4 separate regions of the Homo sapiens genome follow, and regions 2, 3 and 4 are each linked to region 1. A link is a contact called in ENCODE Hi-C or POLR2A ChIA-PET data. All regions are on one chromosome and are shown on one strand. Each heading gives the region's core, a stretch centred on a gene start or an enhancer-like site at or near the end of the contact. The rest is flanking DNA. Distances are from core to core; before and after follow the strand shown.

Region 1 (3,334 bases), core at 535-3,034:
TTCCAACTTTTATTGTAGGTCCAGGGGTACATGTGAAGGTTTGTTACATAGATAAATTCATGTCATGGGGGTTTGTTGTACAGATTATTTCATCATCCAGGTATTAAGCCCAGTGCTCAATAATTTTTTCTGCTCCTCTCCCTCCTTCCACCCTCCACCCTCAAGTAGACCACAGTGACTGACGTTTCCTTCTTTGTGATCATGAGTTTTCTGTGTATTCGATCTGTTGTGATATGTTTTGGTTGAAATATATGAGGGAAATCTGATCTCATAAAGATAAGGTGTTGGAAAAGGGAAAACTACTTTATAGCCTTTCCAGATAGTTCTAGATATTATTCTTTGATACGGTACCAAACTTACATGTGGTAGTTTCTTAGCCTTCATTGCAGTGTGGACTGAATCTGAAACCACATCAATTAAGCACTGAAATCCATCAATCTATCTTGCACATACCAGAGGCTTTTTGCCTTTGTAATGGCACCCACTGGCCATTTGAAAAATAGGTGTCCACTAAGTTGTAAAGATCACAAAAATGTTGACATATTTCATTATATAGTCAAAAATAAATTGTTAATATAATGCTTCTTTTACTAGAAAAGTCTTTAAGTACTGGCAAGCTGTCAAGCTCAAGCTGGTGGATACAAGTGTAATAAAATTTGTATTTTTAGGTGAAAATTCAAAGAATTACACTAGTGCTTTTTCCGGAGACAACCATTTCACTTGGGCATGTAGCGGCAGTAGTTTCCATTTTTTCACACATATTCTTTAAAAGACGTGTAAGCAAGGATGGATTTGAAAAAAAAATACAATTTTTAGTTATTTGTGAAGGACATTTTTAAAGTGAAACTAGCATACTTTAAAACCTTAAATGTTGTATGATGTGAAGAATACAAAATGCAACTACCAGTACAAGACTGGCGCCACTGCCTTGATTGCTGCTAAGGTGTCAGCAGTTTAATCTTTTACGTTACCAGTGCAAATGGCAACAAAGTGAAAAAGGTCAAGAAACTCTTAATATTATTACGAAAATCGTTTTGACCTTGCCAACTTACTGAAAAGGTCTCGGTACCCTTAGGGATCTGCGGAGGGCATTTTGGGAGCAGCTGCCATGGACTCACTACTGTTGTCTCTCATTAGGTTGCAAGTTCTATGTGAACTGTCTTTAACTGTCTGTTACGTGCCCTTGCCTAATAGTGCCTGGGACATAGCACTCAATAAACATCAACACCTGTGGAACGAGGGAATTAAAAACAGGTTATAAACAACCCCTGCACAGCCTTCATCTTACTGCCTCTTTCCTTAATTCAACCTGAACCTACGCATTTTGTAAAATTTTGTTTTTTTCACAATTAGGACGCCTGCCAACTTTTAAAAATAGTTGGAGTTGGGGTGCTGCCTGTATGTGATAAGGCTGCCCTATAGTTTGGTCAAGTGTTCTTCCGTGTTGTCCAAGAGTCATTCCTTCTTTACAGTCCCGCACCAGTAGGCCAGGCCGCTTGGTTTCCCAATCCGAGACCGGAAGGAACCGGGTAGACATGAGCACAAGACTCTCATCGACTTTTGGGGAAAACAAAAACACCGATAAAAATCCAGGCGGTGAAACGAGCAGCAACAGCCCCAGGGACCCGGGAGCTGGAGGCCGCAGCCGCGCGAGAACCGCCGGGTTGCCGGGGCGACGCTTCCGGCTGGCGCGCGCAGCCCCGGGAGCAGGGGAGTTGTGAAATGGGCGGCTAGATCTGCCCGGCGCTGTGAATTCGCCAGCGGGAGCGCGCTCGCGGCCGCGCGTTCTCCGCTTTCCCGGCTCCGTCGCTGACGCGTCGTAGACGTTGGGGAGCGGGAAGGCAACGGCAGCGGGATCGGGATGAACAGCGGCGGCGGCTTCGGTTTGGGCTTAGGCTTCGGCCTCACCCCCACGTCGGTGATTCAGGTGACGAATCTGTCGTCGGCGGTGACCAGCGAGCAGATGCGGACGCTTTTTTCCTTCCTAGGAGAAATCGAGGAGCTGCGGCTCTACCCCCCGGAGTAAGTGCTGGAGCTCGGCTGGGGGAGGGGCGCGGGCGCCATAGAGACCTCGGGAGCCGAGGCGTGGAGGAGAGCGCGGACGCGGGCGCGCGGTGCATGTCACGTGATCGCGCCGGCTTACCTTGGTGCCCATATTTGATTAGGGCACCCGGGTTCCGCCGTCCTGCTCTCCTTAGTCGGATTTGGGGGGTTAACTACTGCACGGAGCCCTTACCAAGGATTTAGAATGGTTGCCCTTTCTGTGCCTCCGGGACTTGTGTTCGCTGCTGGGTCTTCGAATTCCGTGCCCCCACCCTCTTATTTCCCCCCGAACTTAAGATGGCCGCAGGTGGGCCCGGAACAGCCCTCATGGCAAACGTCTCAGAGCGTTTTTCCACTCTGAAAATCGCGGAGACCGCGCCTGAGCCACAGTCCAGTTTTTAAGGCCTTGGTGTCAGGCCGTTTTGCTGACGAGAAAGCCTGCTGCTGGTGACAAGATGGAACTGGGGCTGTGTTTGTTTCCCAGGACGGTCGCACAAACTTAGCATTTTGGTTTATCTAACCGAGCGCATCCATGTTCCCAAAGATCATGTCTGTTAGCCCTTTTGACAGCAGATTAAATTTTCCTCCTGAAAGGTCACACTGTCCCAAAGCTTTCAGAAAAAGTGTAAGTCGGTGCAGGGTTATCCCTCCCGTATACATTTAAAGTCCAGATCTTGGCTGGCATTCACAGCTCGCGGCCACTTCCCAGATAGTGTATTTTGGAATGGTAAAATTTCCCTCGTACGATATTATTTAGAAAACTCGCAAGGGGTTTGTAGGTTGTTCACATTCTTGCACACAAACTTTTTTTCTTTTTTAATGGTAGATCTTACAGTATTAAGATCCTCCGTTTTTTGTTCATTATATCAAAATCCTTTGAGGGAAGGGGTAATTGTTACCCAAGATTTATTTCTTTAAAAAAATTTTGATTTATTTCCTAGTGATGCATTTAGACCTATTTTTCTTTAGTTTTCTATCTCAGGTTATAACAGTGCTGTTGCATAACTATATAAAAGTTGTGTGGATATTTAAAATTTACTTTTTAAGTTTTTCTTCTCTGCTTTTTGTTTTGGAATATTTCATGCATACAGAAAAGTTGAAAGAGTAATACATTGAACATCCATGTTCCTTTTACGAGCATTTTGTCTGTTTTTGGCTACAGTTGATTATTAAAATTTCCCCAGTTATTTTAATAATGCTTTTTTGTCTGCTTTTGATCTAGTATGTAATTAGATAACACTGTCTCCCTTGAATATGCCAAGTAATCCATGTATTAATAGTTATCTCCTTT
Region 2 (3,334 bases), core at 416-2,915, 1.1 Mb before region 1:
CAATGGATGTGAGTTCAAAAGATTTAAAGGCCTGAGACTCCAACAGTGATCCAAAGCAGATAAAAGGCCCTTCTCCCTGCCAAGGCAATCTAACGTGCTGTAGCACTTACTGTACTGGTGAACTTCATGAAGCAACCCTAGTGAGACGTTTGTTTTCTAAGGGAAAAGAAAACAGAAAGATTGTGACAAGCCTTGATGTGATTAAAACAAATGAGCAGAGCAATATGTTTGTAGGTATTGTTGAGAGGTGCCGGTGCTGCCCACCTGGCCCAAACTCCAGCTCTATCTCCGTCCATCTCTGTGTTCCAGGTACTTTCTTACACCCTGCCCACTGGACCATGGGCCTCTGTGGTTCACTGGTTAACACTTGCCTAATCAACTAGACAAACACAGGACGGGACAGCTGGGCGCTGAGCTGCCAGGGCACATGTGGGAGCTGCTTCAAGACTGACCACGAGGCCAAATTAATCTAAGAACCTGTTGCAAGAGCAAATGCTGTGAAGGCAAGATGGAGGTGTCCCTGGGGGCCCAGTGGCTTCTCAGTGAATGGGCTTCCATTCTTCTTTTCTGCTTGACCAGCCTAAAAACAAGAGGCTGGCCTCACAGAGGATTCTTCTTAGAAGATATTGCAGAGCCACTTATAAGACCAACGTATTTCACAGCCCAATATCCTTACTGACATCTCAGACCACCCCTCTCCCCACCTTCTTTTAATCACTTTCTTTTCTCCTCCAGGGCACAAACAGCTTTTATGCAAATTATCTCTCAGGACAGGTGTGAGGGCTTTCCGCAAAGAAAGACTGATCGCATCCAAGGTCCTTTATCCCTTAGAGGGCTCCCCAGGGACAAGCAACCTGTTCTGCCCCAGGGCTGCCGGACGCCCAGTTTTCCTGCTGTCTCTCATCACAGGGGCGGTGGGGCGCGCCCGCCTCCAGCCTGGCTCTGGACCCGGGGCCCCGCCACCTCCCAGCAGCGGGCGCAGAGAGCCTTCTGGTTACCCCCGAAGCTGAGGATTGCAGTGTTCTAGCAATGGATGAAATCCTTTTTAACCGACTGTAATAAAAATAAGATTGTGAATAACATGTGACTATAGACCTCCAAAAAACTGGCGGCTGTGAAACCCATACTTTAAGAAGCATGGCCTCTCTCTCGAAGTGGCTTCCAGTGACGGTCCTGGATCTACTTCACCCTTTTTGGCTCGGGTACTGGAACAGGTCTCGGCCAAACTACTGTCTCACCGCCATAGTGATAATCATCTTTAAAAGCACAGCTAGTCGGTGCGCGACCACTGCGCGGTACAATAAGAACCTGTCGGGGAGGGACCACGGCAGGCGACTGGGAGCTTGTGGACTGCCAGGGTCTGGAGCGGGCCCGGCCATCCCGCCGCTGCGCATGCGCCACCCAGGCCGCTGGCCGGAGAAACCTAGTGGCGGCGGGAGGCGGGAGGCTGGGAGTACGCGGGGGAAGCTGGAAGCGGGAAGCGGGGAGACGCGAGGTGGGGGCGGGGCGCACCGGCGTCCCGGCTGGGCGTGACGGGCGAGACCCCAGCCCGGTCGCGGCGTCTGAGGTTGCAATCTCGTCTGGGGCACTCTCGCGCCTCGCCCCTACCCGACTTCTTTTCAGGGATTAGTTCTGACTTCATGATTAATCAGCACTTTCTGGTTTCCTTAGGGTGACGTCATCTCTGCTCAGAGATAAAACAGGCTCCTTTTTGAGGGTTGCGGGCAGCCTGGGGGCCCGGGTCCGGGAGGCTGTCCCGGGGACTGCGCCCCGCCCACAGGCGACAGCCAGATCGCGCTGCCGGCCCCTCGAACGCTGGGTTCCCTGGCCACAGCGCGTCTTGTTTATTGCTTTTGCGGACTGGTTAAATGCAAAAGCTCAAGGTTTTCTTTCTTTTTTCCGTAATTATAAAAGTAGGACATGCTCTTTTAAAGGGTGGAAAATTACGAAGAAAAAAGTAATCACCCAAAGCCCCACCCTCTAGACTCAACCTCTGTTAACGTTGATGCATTTCCTTCCTGTCTCCCCCCACAACCCCCTTTCTTTGCAGCAGATCTTCAGGTTTTTAACGTCATTTAGTCATGTTATATCATTTTGTAGCCTACCTTTTTCACTTATATTGTGGCAGAAACTTTTTTGTGCTTTTTTCAAACATTGCTTTAAAGATCATAAAGATCTACTCCTTTAGTAGAGGTATCATCAAGTACTTAAACACTATTTCCGTTTATGAGCATCTAAGATGTTCTCAGTTTTTACTAGTGTATGAGGTAGACCATCCCTTCACCCTTACTTACATTTGCCAGGGTTTGATGGTTGGTGGAGCATACAAGCCCAAACTAAAAATTTGATCAAATATATGTCAAATTGTGAGCAAAACTTGAAAGCTTCTGCTCTTTTCTATATTGCTAATGATAGAGAACCTGGGCAGAAGCTGATTATTTGCAGGATGAGCTTTTGTGCCTGTGAAGGAAGGCCCTGACCTGAATGGGACGTGGAGAGTTTTGCAGTGGAGATGGAGGCTGGTGGCAGAAGGCAGAATGAGAAAGAGGGGCCAAAGAAAAGAAAGTCAGCTGGCGCCTAAAGGAAAAACTCCCCATGAAGATAAATGGCTGATGATTTTTGGAACACTGATGTTGAACATGCTAATTCTGTTAGTCCAAGCTCCAGTCTCCTTGTTTCTTTTACTAAAAAACTAGAGAAGTACAGGAGAAAGAACTGGGCCTAAATGAAGAGAGAGTCACACTATTTAGTGCATTTTCTGCCTTCTAATCTGTCCCCCTTCTCTAAAGTCCTTTTCCCACTTCATGAAAGGGTAATATAAGGTTTCCGTAAGATTCTAGATATCCAGGATAAGCAGAGGACATGAACCATCCAGATCTTCTCCCTCTCTCTTTTTTAAGATGGGGTCTTGCTCTGTCACCCAGGCTGGAATGCAGTGGCGATCTGGGCTCACTGTAGCCTTGACCTCCTATGCTCAAGAAATCCTCCCGCCTCAGCCCCCAAGTACCTTGGACTACAGGCACACACCACCACGCCCGGCTAATTTTTTTATGCTTCTTGTAGAGATGGGGTTTCACCATGTTGCCCAGGCTGGTCTTGAACTCCTGCTGACCCCAGGCAAGCTGCCCGCCTCAACCTCCAAAAGTGCCGGGATTACAGGCATGAGCCACCATGCTGGGCCCATCTAGAACTTCTCTGTGAGGTCTGGCATGAGCCTACTTCTATTTATCCCCTGCAAATCACTTTAACTGAAAGCTGTTCACTTCTAAAATGAGGTTACAGGAAAAAAAAAGTAAGTATGTTTTGGTAACTGAACGTGATGGTGGGAGAAAGG
Region 3 (3,334 bases), core at 384-2,883, 1.1 Mb before region 1:
GTAATCTGGATTATTGTCACCCAACTGGTCTCTTGATTTTGGGCTTGTCCTCCTACAAGACAGACTCTGCCTCCTTCTGCAATCATGCCTCTGTGACTTTAACAGCTACTATGCTCCCCTAGCTCTTCCTTGAAAACACCAAGCATGCTTTTGCTTCAAGGCTTTGCTCATTATTTTCTCCCAAAATTTAGTTCCTTTTTTCAGTATTCCCCTGCTTAGTAAATGTGCAACCAATCCAGTTGCACAAATTGGAGTCTTGCAATTCTCCTTGATGATTACCTCTGCCCTATTCCTCATGTTCAATCCATCATCAAACCTTGTGGTTTTTTCCTCCACATAAATAATACTCAAACCTGTCTACTTCTCATTTCCACTGCTGACACCCAGCTTCGCCGTTATCCTCCTATCTGATCTCTTTGGCCCCTGCTAATTGGTCCTCTTCACTGCAGCCCAAGTTGTCTTTTCAAAATGCAAACCTGGTCAAATCACAGCCCTGCTTAAACACTCTTTAATGGCTCATTTTAATGGTTAATTGAGAATATAGACCTCAATTCTTAACATGAGCTACGTAACCTTCCCGGTGTGGCCCTCACTCTCTGTACTTCCAGCCATGCTGATGGTCTCTTCATTCCTCGAATGGCGTCATACTTCCCCCAGCTGCAGCCTTTCCTCTGATTGGAAAGCACTCCACCCACCCACCCTGTCTATCCTCCCCAGCCCCTTTTCTGCCAAGTTGAGACCTGTGCATGCTTCACACTGCAACTTAATTATCATTGCCTTGGTGGAGCCTCTCCTGACTCCTCAGTCTAGATGAGATTCCTTTGTTTCACACCACCAAAGAATCTTGCTTCTTTCCTACAGTACACTCTTTTTCAATAATTCGCCCCTTCTCTGGGCAAGGGCATAGACTCCCCAGCTTCAGGCAACTCCTCTGTCTTCTTTATAAACTCCTGTACAATTTCCCCAATGCTAATACCTAATATATAATTTTATAATTAGCACTTCCCAGTTACCAGCTTCAACTGGTCTGCAACACCCTCTGGAACTTTGATGTGCTAGAACCTTTAATACTTTCCCCTTCCCCCTCAGCAGAGTTGGCTGAGAAGGAGGGTGCCGAAGAAGGGGTTGAAGAAGGTGCTGAAGAAGGAGGTGAGTTATTAAAAAAGAGTCTTCTGTAGGCAAGAAGCAAGATTATAATTGCTTATAATTGTATGTCCAGTAGTGTGATTATTTGTCAAACATCTGTTTCCTCACTAGACTATAAATTTTATTTATTATAGCAGGTAGCAAAGTGCTTGACACACAGTTGGCATTCAACAAATAATTGTGGAACAAATGGATACATAGATGGATTGATGAAAATCATGCTTTTGAAAGACAAATCTAGCAAATCAGTAGAAGGAAGAGAAAGTGAAGGGAAGGAATTCTGAATAATTAGGAGGCTGGTAGAACAACACAGTCCAAGAAAGAGGAAATGAAATCCTAAACTAGGGTGTTAAGAGAGGGAATGGAAAGTAACTGTCTTTGGGGGGACTGTATTGTGCTACTGATATTACCAGGTCAACCACAAATAGCCCAGCAATACCCAAGACTCTGCTCTGTGCCAGCTTCTCACCCCACACGTGGGCGGGGAAATCAACAAACTCTTGGCCTGACCAGCAGTCTCAACACTGAGGGAAGTTCTGTGGCAAGGACAAAAGGCACTTTCTAGGACATCTTGTCTTTTAAAAAGACAAAGCCATTTGAACAACAAAGAAATTCCAGCACCGTTTTCTCATCCTCTGGACCCTGGGGGCTCATAAATAAGCTGGTTCTTGTGCTTTTAACAGCCTCTGATGTATTTGATTACATTTTCAATTCAGATGGTTCCATTACTACAAGAAGCAACTTCATTACCAGGAGGGCCCAGAGCCCAGACTATACTAGCTCTCTGTCATATAATTTAGCCTCAGTCATACCTCAGACAATATTTATACAAGGTCACTTCTTCAAACCATGTCTAGCCTTCCCAAATGACAATATTATTTATGCCAAATGCTTCTCCTAAGGGATGGAAAACTGCCAACTCTGGTTTAATAGGCTATACGGACAGGCTAGAAAAACATCATTTGTAGCACACACAGTTTATGTATTTAGTATATAACTAGGAGTACAGACTGATCATTGGAAACATAGCCGAAAATTGGCCCCAGGAAAAAAAAAAAGCCACAAAAGCACTAAGGTTTGGATCTTTCCTCCCTGATATTAGTTTTGGAAGCCCTAGGTTTAGCCAGAATTATGAATGCACAAGAGAGAGCTGCCTCAGACTTTAGTGGCTACCTGAATATTCAAAATAGGGAGAAAACCTGCAAAAGGAAATTCAATGTGGGCGTATGTGCCCAGCAGCCATCCTCCTGTGGTTGCAAATTAATGTGACCATCCAGTGGAATGGGCAGCCCAGGGGCCTTTGGTAACAAAGAACAGTCTAACCCATTGATGTTAATTTACCAAATTATTCACATCCCACAATCTGGAATAGAAATCAGCAGCCAAAAAATGCCTCCTCTATACCTCAATCAAAACACCTATAAAAATCTAGATACCAGGAGGCAAAGTCTGGAACATAAACTACTTCATAATGTTGCCAATGAGTTATTAAAGTACAGAATGATGGAGCTGTTAGAGGCGTCTGGGCTACCGTTGCTTCCAAGCTCCATTCTTCGTTGTGTCTTTAATAAGGTATTTGGTCAAAATATATTGGTGACAACTCCTTTCTCTTAAAATCTAGCGAAGGATACAAGTCATACATTCCACTTAATCCTTTATAGACCACTAAAACTTAAAAATCTCTCTAGTAGAGAATGAAGAAACTTCAAGTACTGAGCTTTCAAATAAAGTGCAGAATGCCTGTTCATACTTGCATGATTTATTGGTGATGAATATCACTAATAATTTATATATTAATGTTCTTTAAATAGATGCTTACAATTCCTACATATGAATACTGTATCTAATTTAAATTTTAGGAAGCAAAAATGTCAGATTATAGAGCAGTTTCAAAATTCAAAATTATTCCATTGTATTGATAAATTTGGTATGGTTTTTGTTCCTTAAGATGCATTTTTTTAAAAAGCCGTAAGTATCTTTTTGTTTTTAAAAGCTCTCTCCAGAGGAACTGCCACCCATTAACCCATATTTAGTAGTATTTGATATCCTTATCATTACTTATTTACAATAATAGAATTTACTTCTTATAATTAGCATAACCTATGGCCAAGCAATTTCATGCCCAAGGATTTATTTCAGGCCAATAATTTGAGATGTATGCAAAGCTGTATAAGCAAAGACATTCACC
Region 4 (3,334 bases), core at 458-2,957, 1.0 Mb after region 1:
AGAGCCGAGCTTTTGTCAGCAGCACCCATGCAGCTCAGATGAGTGCCGTCTCTTTTGTTCCCCTCAAGGCCTTAACAGGCCGGGTGGACAGTGGAACGGAGAAGCCTGGCTTGGTTGCTCCTGAGTCCCCTGTTAGGAAGAGCCCCTCCGAGTATAAGCTGGAAGGTAGGTCTGTCTCATGCCTGAAGCCGATCGAGGGCACTCTGGACATTGCTCTCCTGTCCGGACCTCAGGCCTCCAAGACAGAACTGCCTTCCCCAGAGTCTGCACAGAGCCCCAGCCCAAGTGGTGACGTGAGGGCCTCTGTGCCACCAGTTCTCCCCAGCAGCAGTGGGAAAAAGAACGATACCACCAGTGCAAGAGAGCTTTCTCCTTCCAGCTTAAAGATGAATAAATCCTACCTGCTGGAGCCTTGGTTCCTGCCCCCCAGCCGAGGTCTCCAGAATTCACCAGCAGTTTCCCTGCCTGACCCAGAGTTCAAGAGGGACAGGAAAGGTCCCCATCCTACTGCCAGGAGCCCTGGAACAGTCATGGAAAGCAATCCCCAACAGAGAGAGGGCAGCTCCCCTAAACACCAAGACCACACCACTGACCCCAAGCTTCTGACCTGCCTGGGGCAGAACCTCCACAGCCCTGACCTGGCCAGGCCACGCTGCCCGCTCCCACCTGAAGCTTCCCCCTCAAGGGAGAAGCCAGGCCTGAGGGAATCGTCTGAAAGAGGCCCTCCCACAGCCAGAAGCGAGCGCTCTGCTGCGAGGGCTGACACATGCAGAGAGCCCTCCATGGAACTGTGCTTTCCAGAAACTGCGAAAACCAGTGACAACTCCAAAAATCTCCTCTCTGTGGGAAGGACCCACCCAGATTTCTATACACAGACCCAGGCCATGGAGAAAGCATGGGCGCCGGGTGGGAAAACGAACCACAAAGATGGCCCAGGTGAGGCGAGGCCCCCGCCCAGAGACAACTCCTCTCTGCACTCAGCTGGAATTCCCTGTGAGAAGGAGCTGGGCAAGGTGAGGCGTGGCGTGGAACCCAAGCCCGAAGCGCTTCTTGCCAGGCGGTCTCTGCAGCCACCTGGAATTGAGAGTGAGAAGAGTGAAAAGCTCTCCAGTTTCCCATCTTTGCAGAAAGATGGTGCCAAGGAACCTGAAAGGAAGGAGCAGCCTCTACAAAGGCATCCCAGCAGCATCCCTCCGCCCCCTCTGACGGCCAAAGACCTGTCCAGCCCGGCTGCCAGGCAGCATTGCAGTTCCCCAAGCCACGCTTCTGGCAGAGAGCCGGGGGCCAAGCCCAGCACTGCAGAGCCCAGCTCGAGCCCCCAGGACCCTCCCAAGCCTGTTGCTGCGCACAGTGAAAGCAGCAGCCACAAGCCCCGGCCTGGCCCTGACCCGGGCCCTCCAAAGACTAAGCACCCCGACCGGTCCCTCTCCTCTCAGAAACCAAGTGTCGGGGCCACAAAGGGCAAAGAGCCTGCCACTCAGTCCCTCGGTGGCTCTAGCAGAGAGGGGAAGGGCCACAGTAAGAGTGGGCCGGATGTGTTTCCTGCTACCCCAGGCTCCCAGAACAAAGCCAGCGATGGGATTGGCCAGGGAGAAGGTGGGCCCTCTGTCCCACTGCACACTGACAGGGCTCCTCTAGACGCCAAGCCACAACCCACCAGTGGTGGGCGGCCCCTGGAGGTGCTGGAGAAGCCTGTGCATTTGCCAAGGCCGGGACACCCAGGGCCTAGTGAGCCAGCGGACCAGAAACTGTCCGCTGTTGGTGAAAAGCAAACCCTGTCTCCAAAGCACCCCAAACCATCCACTGTGAAAGATTGCCCCACCCTGTGCAAACAGACAGACAACAGACAGACAGACAAAAGCCCGAGTCAGCCGGCCGCCAACACCGACAGAAGGGCGGAAGGGAAGAAATGCACTGAAGCACTTTATGCTCCAGCAGAGGGCGACAAGCTCGAGGCCGGCCTTTCCTTTGTGCATAGCGAGAACCGGTTGAAAGGCGCGGAGCGGCCAGCCGCGGGGGTGGGGAAGGGCTTCCCTGAGGCCAGAGGGAAAGGGCCCGGTCCCCAGAAGCCACCGACGGAGGCAGACAAGCCCAATGGCATGAAACGGTCCCCCTCAGCCACTGGGCAGAGTTCTTTCCGATCCACGGCCCTCCCGGAAAAGTCTCTGAGCTGCTCCTCCAGCTTCCCTGAAACCAGGGCCGGAGTTAGAGAGGCCTCTGCAGCCAGCAGCGACACCTCTTCTGCCAAGGCCGCCGGGGGCATGCTGGAGCTTCCAGCCCCCAGCAACAGGGACCATAGGAAGGCTCAGCCTGCCGGGGAGGGCCGAACCCACATGACAAAGAGTGACTCCCTGCCCTCCTTCCGGGTCTCCACCCTGCCTCTGGAGTCACACCACCCCGACCCAAACACCATGGGCGGGGCCAGCCACCGGGACAGGGCTCTCTCGGTGACTGCCACCGTAGGGGAAACCAAAGGGAAGGACCCTGCCCCAGCCCAGCCTCCCCCAGCTAGGAAACAGAACGTGGGCAGAGACGTGACCAAGCCATCCCCAGCCCCAAACACTGACCGCCCCATCTCTCTTTCTAATGAGAAGGACTTTGTGGTACGGCAGAGGCGGGGGAAAGAGAGTTTGCGTAGCAGCCCTCACAAAAAGGCCTTGTAACGGGGAGGGCCCAGGGGCAGGACTGTGGAGACCCGTCCTGAACGGGCGACTGTGTCTTGACTACCTTTCAAAACCAGCACTGTGTGGGAATGTCCGCCAGGCAGAGCTCGGAGCCTCATTGAGACAGGGGAGAGAGAAAGACAAAGAGGGGACCTTCTTCCAGATGCCTTCCCAGTTGTAACCGGTAAAACTGTTACCAGATAGTGTTTGTACAAAAAAAAAAAAAAAAAAAAAAAAAAAAATTACCTTTACAGTTGAGGGTTGTTGAGGAAAATGATTTTCTTTGTAAATATATAGCATCGTGTTTGGTTTGGGATGTAGAGTCTATACCTGGCTGCTGATTGCGTCGTTTACTACAGCTTTTTTTAAATAAGATTTTTGCTTTACCATTTATCATAATGTAGTAATGAAGCAAAATGGTCAAAACTGGGTGTGTGTGAACAGAGATACACCCATATTCGTGTATATACACATCCACCTACATGTTTTGGTCTGTGGTTTAAGAGACTATTTCAAGGTTCCATTTTTATAAGCTAAAACATTCTAAGTTAAGATGGAAGAAAGCCCTAAACACAGTAGATTCTGAGTTTTTATGTGTATTTTAACCAGAGTTTCTGATAGTACTGTATCTGGCTACCTATATTTCCAGATCTAAAGCAAGAACTACTCTA

Evidence for each region. Hi-C counts contacts between places; a loop is a spot of excess contacts on that map. ChIA-PET counts read pairs that join two places held with the same protein, here RNA polymerase II (POLR2A). Pooled maps may share reads with other maps.
Region 2: a loop to region 1 is called in a map of naive thymus-derived CD4-positive, alpha-beta T cell, with 16 times the contacts of the local background. The contact joins the enhancer-like site here to the promoter of SREK1 in region 1. A Hi-C loop is called at or near these places in 2 of 168 maps with a recorded cell type or tissue (CD4-positive, alpha-beta memory T cell and naive thymus-derived CD4-positive, alpha-beta T cell) and 11 of 50 pooled maps. POLR2A ChIA-PET finds 5 or more read pairs at or near these places in 1 of 52 experiments (activated CD4-positive, alpha-beta T cell).
Region 3: a loop to region 1 is called in a pooled map, with 4 times the contacts of the local background. The contact joins the enhancer-like site here to the promoter of SREK1 in region 1. A Hi-C loop is called at or near these places in 1 of 168 maps with a recorded cell type or tissue (OCI-LY7), 4 of 37 single-sample maps with no recorded cell type and 4 of 50 pooled maps.
Region 4: a loop to region 1 is called in a pooled map, with 10 times the contacts of the local background. The contact joins the enhancer-like site here to the promoter of SREK1 in region 1. A Hi-C loop is called at or near these places in 6 of 50 pooled maps.

What each region holds. Positions count from the first base shown.
Region 1 is chr5:66,142,516-66,145,849 of GRCh38, forward strand. SREK1 (splicing regulatory glutamic acid and lysine rich protein 1) reads left to right here and starts at 1,785. Exons shown (of 12, transcript NM_001077199.3): 1 at 1,785-2,022. The coding sequence starts at 1,862. RefSeq lists a silencer at 1,566-1,635 and enhancers at 1,816-2,095, 2,356-2,415, 2,476-2,525.
Region 2 is chr5:65,034,131-65,037,464 of GRCh38, forward strand. No RefSeq gene overlaps it. Among named protein-coding and RNA genes, the nearest start is that of CWC27, 270 kb to the left of the region's middle. RefSeq lists an enhancer at 1,384-1,900 and a silencer at 1,461-1,510. Within about 2 kb of position 1,666, at least 41 of the 41 ENCODE cell types and tissues checked have a DNase peak (open chromatin) inside an H3K27ac peak, as active enhancers do.
Region 3 is chr5:65,064,963-65,068,296 of GRCh38, forward strand. It overlaps LOC107986419 (a long non-coding RNA gene), which reads left to right. Exons shown (of 3, transcript XR_001742682.2): 2 at 1,093-1,149. Among named protein-coding and RNA genes, the nearest start is that of CWC27, 300 kb to the left of the region's middle. Within about 2 kb of position 1,634, at least 3 of the 41 ENCODE cell types and tissues checked have a DNase peak (open chromatin) inside an H3K27ac peak, as active enhancers do; they include OCI-LY7, where a contact is called at or near this core.
Region 4 is chr5:67,164,389-67,167,722 of GRCh38, forward strand. It overlaps MAST4 (microtubule associated serine/threonine kinase family member 4), which reads left to right. Exons shown (of 29, transcript NM_001164664.2): 29 at 1-3,334. The coding sequence ends at 2,663. Among named protein-coding and RNA genes, the nearest start is that of CD180, 31 kb to the right of the region's middle. RefSeq lists a silencer at 1,923-1,972 and an enhancer at 2,413-2,918. Within about 2 kb of position 1,708, at least 35 of the 41 ENCODE cell types and tissues checked have a DNase peak (open chromatin) inside an H3K27ac peak, as active enhancers do.